Linked DNA regions of Homo sapiens: region 1 is linked to region 2. Evidence: chromatin contacts called from ENCODE Hi-C data. All regions are on one chromosome and are shown on one strand. Each heading gives the region's core, a stretch centred on a gene start or an enhancer-like site at or near the end of the contact. The rest is flanking DNA. Distances are from core to core; before and after follow the strand shown. Region 1 holds the start of SLC9D1 (solute carrier family 9 member D1). Region 2 holds the start of MYO16-AS1 (MYO16 antisense RNA 1).

Region 1 (3,029 bases), core at 96-2,595, 4.3 Mb after region 2:
ATACGTCATCATCGCCTACCACTAAGGGTCTGTGCATTCTGTTTCTTCTGCCTGGAGCCGCACACGGCTGGCTGCCCCGGAACCTCACTTTTTCTCTGGCTAATTTCCAGAGAAATTCTCCACAGTTCAACTCACACCCTCAGCATCTGACACCACTCCCACAGCCGCATCCTACAAGTTCCTGGAACCCGTGCCTTAGCCTTTGTCCCAACTGTGGTCAAACAATTGTGCATCTGGTGCCTGTCTCCCCTGCTGGGGCATCAACTCCCTCAACGCCAAGATCATGCCTGGCCCAGCACCAGTCACACCCAGCAGCACCTTGCTGGCCTCTGAACCGATGTGGACTGAATAAATCCCATCCATCACCATTTCCACCACATTTCAAAGTAACTGATGTGCACCTCCAGCAGCCTCCCTCCTGCGCTGCGGAACTCTACCAGCTCCACAGATGCACACCTACAGCCACGCTACAGCTCCCGGCTAGAGCCCGCGCTAGGGCCCCGCTGTGCCTCTCCCTCCCCTCCCGGCAGCAGGGCCTCCCCCGCGAATCTGAGCTTCTCGCGGATTCCTTCCTTGCGCTGTTTTGGTCAACAGCCTCAGCATCTGCACAGACGCCCGCAGGAGCAGCCGAGCCCTCGCCCGCCTCGACTGCCCGTTTCGAAGCCGCCCTGGGAAGCCCCCGGCCTGGGTTCCCGCTCGGCCCCGGCCCCTGCCCCAAGGCCCCTACAGTTCCTCCCGGCCCCCGCCCTCCGCTCACTCCCGGTCGTCCCTCGCGGCTCCGGGTCAAACCCGCGCTCCCCGCGGTCCCGCGCCTCCGACGCCACCGCTCCGGCTCGCGGGCCCGCGGCGCGTTCCTCCCTCGGATCCACGCGGAACGCCCCGCGCAGCTCGCTGGGCTCGGCCTCCCACATCCAGCGCGCCGCCTGCGCCGACCTTGGGGCCCGACCCCGACCCCGACCCCGACGGGCAGAGGCGACGCCGGGCCACCTACCATCTCCCCCGCGCCGCCCGCTTCTGGCCGGCCCCGGCCTTCTGCGCAGGCGCGGCGGCGGCTCCGCCCTCGTCCTCGGACGGCCGCGGCCCTCGGCTCCGGGGCAGTGCCGGGAGCCGGCCGCGGGGACTCCCACTCCCGGCATGCTCAGCGCCGCCCGGGGGCCCACGGGAGCTCGCGCCCCACAGCCCCTGCGCGTCCAGCCCTCTGCGAGGGCCTTGGCTCGCCCCTGCGGGGTCCAACGCCAGCCTGCGGCTGCCAGGCCCCACGCCGGCCAGGAAGTGCTCGCCGCCCGCGGCCGACGGGACCCGCCCACGCCCCGCCTCTTAAAGGGGGCAGTGACTGCGGCTGGGCGGGAGTCCGGGTCGGCTTGGCTGAGCGGGGGCGGTGCTGGGCAGGGCGGCGGCCGCTCCCTCCCGGACTCCCGGCCTCCCGGCCTCCCTGGTCCCGCCTGGGAAGGGATGCAAGGAAGCCCTCCGGCGCTGCGCTCCGAGGCGGGAGACAGCGTCCCCCTCCGCCCCTCGGGTCCTGGCGCCTCAGAGCCCGGCCCAGGCCGCGGAACGGTGATGCTCGGGCCGGACGGGCGGGCGCGGATCCCTGCGTCCCGGTGAGCACCAGGCCCGTCCATCCGGGGCTCTTTCCCGGGGTCCCCTTCCTTCCCTCCCTCCCTGGGGCTCCCCTCCCCTCTCTCCCTCCCCGGGGCTCACCTTCCCTTCTTCCCTTCCCAAGGGTCCCCTTCCTTCCTTCCCTCCCTCCCTGGGGCTCCCCTCTCTCCCTCCCCGGGGCTCCCATTCCCTTCTTCCCTTCCCAGGGGTCCCCTTCCTTCCTTCCCTCCCTCCCTGGGGCTCCCCTCCTCTCTCTCCCTCCCTGGGGCTCACCTCCCCTCTCTCTCTCCTCGGGGCTCCCCTTTTCTTGCAGGTATTGTCTCCCGGGGTCGGGTGGTCTGTGTGGCCTGGGGTCCCGCTCCTCCAGGCCTTGCCTAGGCGCTCTTCGCTGAGGCCCACGTTCTAACCTGGAATGGAACCTGCGTTCCCACCCTGGCCGCCCGGGTGGACTCGGGGCCTCCAGGGCCGGCCGCAGAGATGCAGCCCTGTCCCTGGCCCCCCTCCTGTGACTCCTAACGGCTCCTCACGGTGTCCATGACCCAGGGTGTGGACGCCTGCGCGGGGGAAGCAAGACCGCTGCGTATCGGGTCCCTATTCACTGCCTGTTTTTCTGATTATTCTGTCTTCCAAATTTATCTTATTTACCGGCTTTTTCAAAAGGAGTGTCTTAATGATTGGATTACTTGTGAAATATTTGTAGTTTTTTTCTCCTACAGGCTTGACTTAAATATTCTAAAGCTTTTTTGTGGTTGTTGAGACAGAGTTTTGCTGTCGCCCAGGCTGGAGTGCAGTGGCTGGTCAAGGCTCAAGCGATTCTCCCGCCTCAGCCTCCCCAGGAGCTGGGGCCACAGGGAGCATCACGCCCGGCTAATTATTTCATTTTTAATAGAGACAGGGTCTTGCTGTGTTGCCCAGGATGATCTCCAACTCCTGACCTCAAGCAGTTCGCCCACCTCAGCCTCCCAGAGCGCTGGGAATACAGATAATTGTGTCGTAATACAGCAGTGGCATTAACCACCGCACCTGGTCTTAGGTAGAATTTGAAAACCTTTTTATTTTGAGATGGTTGTAGATCACATGAAGTTGTAAGGAGTAATACAGAGAAATCCTACAGAGTGCCTTTGCCCTGTTTTCTCCAATGGTAGCACCTTGCAAAACCATAGTATATGTGGGGAATTTTCTTTGATCAAATCCCCTGACCTGTTGAGATTGCACCAACTATACATGCACTAGTGAGTGTGAATCTACACCTGTGTGTCTTCTCAATAAAATTGAGATTTTTTTTCACTCAGCCTTGAGATACATCCGCATTGTTATGTGTATCAATTGCTCAAGATGCAGAAATTCTAAGAATTCATTATTTAAAAAGTAATCCCAGCACTTTGGGAGGCTGAGGTGGGTGGATCACCTGAGGTCAGGAGTTTGAGACCAGC
Region 2 (3,040 bases), core at 123-2,622:
TGTTGAGTTGCCCAGATGTAACCAGGCCTACAGGTACCTGGGAGAAACACGTGTACATTTTCCCCAAAGGGCAGTAATAGCATCCTAGGCTTCAAAACATTCATAGAAACCATTTTTCAAATGCAAAGTCCAACACAGTTAGAAATAACCAGGCATAGGAGCACACAAAATAAGATAAAAAATTAAAAGCAGAGACGGCAGCCAATTGCAATATGTCCACAGGGATTCAAAAGGTTGGAATTCAAAGACACATGCCTTAAAATAAGTATGTTTACTCAGCCCCCCACGAAATAAAACAACGAGAATTTCAGCAGAAATAGGAAACTATAAGGAAATCGTCAAATGGAAATTCTGAAATTGGAAAATGCAGTAATAAAATTGAGTACAACAGAGGATAAAGTTAAATTTAATTAGATATAGTTGTTTAAAAACAAAACAAATAAAAAATAACTGGAGAAGTGGAAGATAACTCAGAAAATCCCCAGAATGAAACAGATTGAAGCAAAAGGGAAGAATGGAAACTCCAGACAATGGTTTAGAGATATAAAGGGCAATGAGGAGGATGATTGAAGTCTTAGGGAAAGAAGAGGGAGCGCATGAGCAGAAGAAAGACTTGGTGAGAAATGTTAGAGCATCTCCCAATGCTGACGAAAGAGCACCAGGAAACAGATTTAAGTTGGCAGATTTTTATAACATTCAACATACATTCTTCACGGGATCCAGCAATCTGACTCCTCAGTATCTTCCCAAGAGAAATGACAGCAGTGTCCACACAAACACCTGTATGCAAATGCATATGGTGACATTATTCATAATCACATAAAACTGGAAATAAATTCAGTGTCTTTCAACTGATGACTGGCTTGTATTAGTGATCCATCACTGTGCAAAATATTACTCCCAAAACTTGGAGGCTTATATAAGAAATGGTTATTATTTCATAGTTTCTGTGGGCCAGGAAGCTGTGTGTGGCTTAGCAGGGTGCCTTTGGTTTAAGGTCCCCCATGAGACAGCAATCAAGCTGTCAGCCAAGACCACAGTCATCTTGAGACTTGAGTGAAGGCTGATCCATTTTCAAGGTCACTCACGTGGCTATTGGCAGGCCACAGAAGGTTCACATCCAAGTCAACTCACATGGGCAGCCTCCCAGCACAGCAGCTCTCCCCACATCCCTGAGCAAGCAATCCAAGAGAGAGCACCCCAGATGGAGGCTGCAGTCTTCACATAACCCAGTCTTGAAAATGACACCCCAGCACTCTGTCACGTTTGATTGAGTCACTAAATCCAGGCCACACTCAATGGGTGGGGAGTCCGTGAGTGCCTGGAGGTGGGCTCACCAGCATCTCACAGGCTGAACTAGCACATGGATGAAGCCTGCAATAAATAAGAGTGATCAACTATAATGAGCATCATAAAAAAAAGGGATGGCTAAAGCATTGTGTTGAGGTTAAAAAAAAAAAATCAAAAGACTAAGTGTGATCCTGCTTATGTAACATTTGGGGAAAAGCAAAGCTGGAGACAGAAAACAGCTGAGTGGTTGCTGGAGGCTGGGCGTAATGGCAGGAGATGAAGTTCAGAAGGACATGTGGTGTTATAGACAACCTGGAGTGCTCATGTCTGCAGATGCACAGATGTGTATGTCTAAAAAAGGTGAATCTCACTGTCTCTAAATTACACCATAATCAATCCAACGTTTGTAAAAATGAAACAGAAACCTTTGCAAAGCCTAAGTAGGATACATAAAACTTTCCTAGGTGTATCATAGTAAAACACCTATAAAATAAAGACCGAGAATTAATTTTAAAAGCAGTTAGAGGTAAAAATATGTACTATCTTCGAAAAGTAGCAACTGAAGTCCAAAGACAATGAAATAACATAGTTAACATGCTCAAATAAAATAACTGCCCCCCAAAAATTCCTGTAATAATGAAAGGGAGTTAAGGATATTTTTAGGAAAAAAAATAAAAATGAAAGGAATTAAACACTGACAGACTCAGAATGCTTAGAGATAAAGGAAAGAATAAAGAATAACTAAAAAGGCAGTAAAATTTGGAGGGGTAAAATAATATTTAATATTATACACTGATAAACCTACCTTGCCAGTTGTAACCTCAAAGGTAACCCCTGAAAGAATATTAGTGGGGTAGATAATATCCAAACTAGTAAAGAGAGAAAAATAAAATCATAAAAAGTCAACTCAAAAGATGCAAAAAGGGGATAAAATAGGAAAAATAGGGCAAGGAGAAAGTTCTGAGACAGTAGATATGAAAACACATGTGAAAATAAACTTTATTTAATTATAATAAACTTTAAAAGGCTTATTTAATGTAAACTTATATGAAAAATGATTAGCAGAATATTTTAAAAACTAAGTTTTCTGAAAACAGTAAAACATAAGGATTCTGAAAGAGTAAATGTAAAGGGATAGAAAAGAAAAAGATACAATGTGCAAATATTAAAAAGCAGCAAAAACAGTGCTCATATATTTGAACGTCAAAAATTACATCTCTAGGCCAGGCGCGGTGGCTCACGCCTGCAATCCCAGCACTTTGGGAGGCCGAGGCAGGCAGATCACCTGAGGTCAGGAGTTCGAGACCAGCCTGGCCAACATGGTGAAACCCCCATCTCTACTAAAAATACAAAAATCAGCTGGGCTTGGTGGTATATGCCTTTAATCCCGGCGACTCGGAAAGCTGAGGTAGGAGAATTGCTTGAACCCAGGAGGCGGAGTTTGCAGTGAGCCCTGATCGCGCCACTGCACTCCAGCCTGGGTGACAGAGCCAGACTTTGTCTAAAAAAATAAGATAAAATAAAATCTCTAAGTAATCAATGTATTCAAGAAGAAATCACAAAATAAATTAAAAAGCAAAATATTTTAACTAATGACAATGCAAATATGACAACAGAACTTTTAGGACATGTCTAATGTCTTTTGTGTATGAGTGGAAGGGGCTCGGGTACAGTGTCGGTATGGTCAATATGTGGCTGTATGGCATCGTGGCCATGGCTGGGCTTTTAGTGTCCACATCAACTGAATAGT

The links. Hi-C counts contacts between places; a loop is a spot of excess contacts on that map. Pooled maps may share reads with other maps.
Region 1: a loop to region 2 is called in a map with no recorded cell type, with 10 times the contacts of the local background. The contact joins the promoter of SLC9D1 here to the promoter of MYO16-AS1 in region 2. A Hi-C loop is called at or near these places in 3 of 37 single-sample maps with no recorded cell type and 3 of 50 pooled maps.

The regions. Positions count from the first base shown.
Region 1 is chr13:113,489,676-113,492,704 of GRCh38, forward strand. It overlaps SLC9D1 (solute carrier family 9 member D1), which reads left to right and starts at 1,346. Exons shown (of 13, transcript NM_017905.6): 1 at 1,346-1,598. It overlaps DCUN1D2 (defective in cullin neddylation 1 domain containing 2), which reads right to left and starts at 1,036. Exons shown (of 7, transcript NM_001014283.2): 1 at 992-1,036. The coding sequence starts at 994. RefSeq lists an enhancer at 207-506 and a silencer at 737-1,656.
Region 2 is chr13:109,165,931-109,168,970 of GRCh38, forward strand. It overlaps MYO16-AS1 (MYO16 antisense RNA 1), which reads right to left and starts at 1,373. Exons shown (of 3, transcript NR_047700.1): 1 at 1,089-1,373; 2 at 706-780. The region is part of intron 33 of MYO16 (myosin XVI); the gene reads left to right.